Linked DNA regions of Homo sapiens: region 1 is linked to region 2. A link is an interaction called in ENCODE POLR2A ChIA-PET data of the cell type or tissue named here. Cell type or tissue: Panc1. All regions are shown on one strand.

Region 1 (2,500 bases), 82 kb before region 2:
TCAACCATAGCCTCCATGCGTTTCAGACATGACCGCCAGGCCCCACATTAGGGACACTTCTGCCCTTGCCAGGTTCCCCCTTCTTTCTGTCTCCCCACCCCTGGCCTTGGGGGCAGCTCCCTCTTGGCCAGGCCTGCCTCCAGCCACGCCCTGACTTAGAGGTCTCACTGGAGCACTGTGCCACCCACACACCTCCGTGACCACCTGTGGCCTGTGCAGGGCAGCTTCCTACCTTGGGGTGGAGGGGAACTTGACATTGGAGCCCACCAGCACCCTGTTGAGGGACAGGGCTCCACCCCAGCTGCCCCATGGCCCCTGCTGATGGGGGTGGCCTTGCTAGGCAGCCCCTCCTGTTCCTAGGGCCCAGTATCCAGTTCAGACTGGAGCCTGGCTGAATCCAAGGCCCTCTGTGGCTGTCCAGCCTGGCCATCCCATATATCAGCCCCACCTGCCATTTAGGCTCCCAGCTGTCAGTCATCACCAGGATGCTGACCCCAAAGAGATCCCCTGCCCCTGGCTCTGGCTCTCTTCCAACCCTCTCCAAAACTGCTTGTTTACAGCAGTGGGTAGTGCTGGAGTGACTAGAGCGGCCCCAGCCCCACAGGGCCACAAAGGGGCCAGTGACCCCAAGCTGCTTGCAAGGGTTCAGTTCCCACTGGGGCATGCAAGCCACCCACCAGCGTGGAGACCCCTCTTCCAGTCTGGCCCCCAACATGAAAGCAACGCCAGCAATTGGAGGCAATTTGCCGGCCTTTGATGGCCATGTCAGGGCGGCACCATGGCTAGGGCTTGGGAAACAGTTGTGCTTCCCGCATTCTTCCCTGATTACCCCAGCCCAAGCCAGGACCCGGCAGCCTGCAGCCCATTGTGCCTTTGTGTGGAGCTGGCGCTTGGTGAGAAAGGGCCAGCCTGGCCCTGGGAGAGTGTCTCCACGGGAAGCCATGAGGAGCAGTGTTGCCCCCAGGGTCATGGCCGCCCGCCCCCACTGCATCCTGGGGTTTGGGTTCATCAGGGGGTGGAGCAGGGCCATAGGCTCCGAGAATCCTGAGGTTTGGGAAAAAAGAGGCCCTACTGAATGACAGACGTACATGTAGCACACACACACCCTAGCCCACCCTGCCAGGTAGAGAGCCACCCTCCAGCACATGGGAGAGGGACCAGGGGGCCAGGTCAGCCTGAGACCCGAGCCTGGACTTCTTTCTCCCTTGGGTCACTCAAGGGCAGACAGGTGTTTTCTGGTCCTGGAGGCAGGGGTCCTGCCCTGCTGGGGCATTTTTCTTCCCTCCGCTGTCCTGCACCCCTGCTGTGAGTGCTTGTGAGGATGAATCCATACTCATTCCCTTTGTTTTCATCAAACCTCCCTGAGCCCGTGTGCTAGGCCCTGCACACAATCCTGGAGAGGTGCCCCCTCACAGGCCACTGGGGGAGGCAGGCATATAAGGCAATGACAGCCACAGTGGTGCTGGGCAGGGCACCCAGGAGGATCTCACTTGGCTGGGCAGCTGAGGGGCACCTTCCCAAGGGGCAGCATCAGAGTGTGAGCATGGCAGGCAGAGGGAACCACACATTCCAAGGCCCTGCTTGGCTTCTTATAGCTGAAGCATGGTACATGATGGCGTCAGAGAGGGAGGAGGGGTGAGGCTGAGAGAGAGGCCAGAAAGAGAATAGACGCTTCTGTTGGTGGAGCCAGGTCTAGATGTCTGACCCGGACCCTAGAGCAATCCTTGGGATAGCCAGGTGGGATGAGGGAGGAGGCAGCGAGGCAGGGCTGGAGGACGGTGGATTCCTGCGCCCACACCTCCCAGTCGTTGCCCTTGATGCAAGCAGCAGAGCAGCAGTGTGGGGACCTTGAACTTCCAGCAGCCATGGAGGAGTCATGAGCATCACCACCCCTACCTTACCTCTTGTCCCTGTCCTTCCTGGGCAGACTCAGAGCATGGCAGAGACAGCACCATGGGCCTAGAGATGTCAGCGAGCTTTCTGGCCCTCCCTCCCCTCCCCGGCTCCTGTGTGCCATGGATTGAGCAGGTTCCAGCCAGATTGCACCGGTAGGCACCGTGCCTTCTCTGGGCTCCCAGCTGGATGCCGGAGGCCACAGTGATGGGGGGCCTGTAATAGACATCCCCCTGTGAGTAACCCAGGGTCACAGTAGAAGCCTTGGGAAATACATAAAAGAAGAAAGAAGGAACAGTGCTTGCAACCCACTCCCGACCCCTGACAGCCAAATGGACAGTCTTCCGGTCTCTTTTCCCTTCATCCCAGGGCTGCAGCAGAATTCTTCCAAAAATTTTGATTGCTGCATTTTTTTTGAATCAGCATTATAACATAGGTCTTTCTTTGTGTAACTTTAAACTCTTCTCAGGTATCACTTTTAGTCCCACAGAACATTTTGCTGCAGCAAATAGATGCTGGATGGGTCTGCTGGCCTCCCTTGGTCTTAGAGGCCCTTTGTAGTTCTCAAAAACGTGCCGCTCCCTTAGTGGGTAAGCAAACGGGCTTG
Region 2 (2,500 bases):
CACCTCGACCCCCCTCCCTGACCCTCGCTCCACCCCCAGTCCCCACCAGCTCAGTCAAGGAGGGCTAAATCTCACATGGGAATCAAAGCATCTCAGAACCATGGAATTTTAGAATTTGAGAACGAAATAAGTCAAGACTCACAGAACTTTGGAATAAAGAACTCTCAGAAGCCTGATGTTAGAATCAACGGGATTGCAAGAGCTACAGAGGAGAATTAGCTACCTCCCCCAACTACCCTGCGCTCTAACTCCATAAATGGGGAAACTGAGGCCCTGAGAAGGGCTCTCTAGTAGCACAGGCATCCTGAGGCTGAGCCGGCTTGGTCCCCCTCGAGCCCCTGGATCTGGGGCCGATTCTGTGTCTCCTCTAGCACGACTCCGCTCAAAATCCATAATCCTGGGTGAGTCAGTGTCGCTGAGGCCAGCGCAGGTTTACAGAGTGCAGAGCTGCACCGTCCAACACTGTAGCAGCTGGCCACAGGCAGCCATTTAAATAAGATCTAACTACAAATTAACAAAATTAAAAACCCAGTTCCCTCAATTGCACGAGCCACATTTCAAGTGATCAATATTCACATGTGGCCAGGGGCTACCACAGTGGGCAGTGCAGACACAGAACTTTTCCATCTCTCCAGCTGATGTGAGTGCTGATCCCCCCCATCCAGCCCCCCATACCCCAACCCTTAGAGCTTTAACCACCCCGCAGCCCCTCTGAGTCCTAGTCCCTCAGGAAATGCCTGGCAGAGGTAGGGTCTGGAAATGAGCGCCTGGTCCTTGCAGAGAGAAGCTAGAGGGAGGCTTTACCCAAGAAAACAGATCCCCTCTCCCGGTTCCACCAACGCCAGCCCCACAGTGACAGAGGGGGTCCCCCAACACTTCCCAGAGAACTGCAGGCGGGAGTGCACCAGGTGGTGAGTGTGGGGGGCTGGGGGCTGAGGCCTGCAGAGCCTGGAACAGCCCCAGGCCCAAGCCTGGTCACAGAAGGGACAGAGGGACTGCAGCCGCGGGGGCAGGGAGGGGTGAGTAAGCAGCCTGAAGCTGGAATTCTGACTCAGGGGCCAACGCCGCGTCCTCCACCTCTACCCCCACCCGGGCCTCACCCCGCCCTCGCTCCAGGGGAAAAAAAGGCCCCCAAAGCAGGGAACGATTTAAGCCTCATAAATCACTTCGCCCTGAAAAAATATATTTATTATTCTTAGCATTTTACGCATTATTTGCAGAGTGGAGGGTATTAGAAATTTCAAAACAGCCCAGCGAGAGGCAGGACTGAGCTGAGGAGACTCTAAAAACTCGCAGAGTCCGGAAACAGATACACGAAGTTTCCTTATCTTCAGGCTGCAGATGTCCGGATAGGAAACTCCGGCAGGAGATCCGAAAGGGCATTTTTTTAAAATCACTCAAATGAAAATACACAGTATAGGTGACTCCATGGAAAAATAATAAAGGGCAGGTTTTTTTAGTGGCCGGTGTGAGTTTGTGTTTTATTTAAATAAGCACGAGGAGCTTGTGAGCGGGGCTGTCGGGGAGGGCTGAGCCACAAGGAAAAGTACTTCATGGCCCTATTTTTAAAAAAGAGCTAAGCAGAGGCCAGAGGACAGGAGTCCGGCCCGTGGACACTCAACTTCGGGGATCCCGGAGCAGAGTGGGGTGGCGCAAGGGTGCCCGGTGGGCTCCCTATACCCGAGGAGGAAATCTGGCCCGAAAGAATCTGGCCAGAAAGAGAGACGACCCCAACTGACATCCCAGTGCTTTTCATGATAAAAGAGGATTTCAAGCGGCAAAGCGTCTGCATTTGAAGGAGTTTTTTTCCCCTGTAATTAACCGCCAGCTCCTGCCCAGCAGCCCCCTCCCAGCCACCTGTGCCCGCTCCTACCAGTCTTCGCTTGGGCTTGATGAGTGGTCGGTTCTGCCCATTCATCTTGTGGTAGAGGCCACAGGCATTGCACAGGTAGTGGCCGGTGCCGTCCCGCCGCCAGAGAGGGGTGGCTGTGGCCCCACAGTTGACACACTCCCGGCCTTCTGCAGGGGAACAGGGAGAGACACGGGGGCCTGCTTAACCGGCAAGTTCTCGGGAGGGAGTCCAGGGCAGGAAAGCAGCCAGCCGAGCAGTGCCGGTGCCTCTCAGGCACACGGTTGGCCTGGGCCTGGCTGCAACAGCCTGGGCAGGAAGAGGGACGAGAGGGTCTCCCACATGGGAGGGGGCACAGGTCCAGAGTCGTTTAAAGCCAAATCCCCTGCTTCCAATCCTCACCAGGAGGGATGGAAACGAAGGAGGAGGGGAGGAGGGGCCCAGGGCCCCAGGCGTTCTGGAGCAACCAGGAGGGTATTTACTGCAAACTTTGCCGAGGGTAGGGTGGTGGCAGGAGTCACCCAGCTCAACCTGGCTGGGCCCAGGAGGCTCTCTCCTTCCCGCTCTGGCGCGTCTCTCCCCCTCTCCTCTTTTGTCCCTCTCCTTTCTACCCAACTGTGTCTGCCCCACCCCGTCTTTCTGCTCTAAGTC

What was found. ChIA-PET counts read pairs that join two places held together with the same protein. Peaks named below come from ENCODE experiments on the same cell type or tissue, not always from the same donor. Only the 100,000 strongest peaks of a DNase experiment are listed, where the experiment ranks them.
Region 1: POLR2A ChIA-PET joins it to region 2 with 5 read pairs; 3 of 35 experiments call an interaction of 5 or more read pairs at or near these places.

The regions. Positions count from the first base shown.
Region 1 is chr3:128,400,001-128,402,500 of GRCh38, forward strand. All of the region lies in intron 6 of EEFSEC (eukaryotic elongation factor, selenocysteine-tRNA specific), which reads left to right. Among named protein-coding and RNA genes, the nearest start is that of DNAJB8-AS1, 62 kb to the right of the region's middle. RefSeq lists enhancers at 1-21, 22-816, 1,612-2,405. In Panc1, no CTCF peak of the experiment used is centred here; no DNase peak of the experiment used is centred here; H3K27ac peaks cover 442 bases.
Region 2 is chr3:128,481,987-128,484,486 of GRCh38, forward strand. GATA2 (GATA binding protein 2) reads right to left here. Exons shown (of 6, transcript NM_032638.5): 4 at 1,874-2,019. Among named protein-coding and RNA genes, the nearest start is that of GATA2-AS1, 6.0 kb to the right of the region's middle. RefSeq lists enhancers at 1,499-2,063, 2,064-2,500. In Panc1, no CTCF peak of the experiment used is centred here; no DNase peak of the experiment used is centred here; H3K27ac peaks cover 1,556 bases.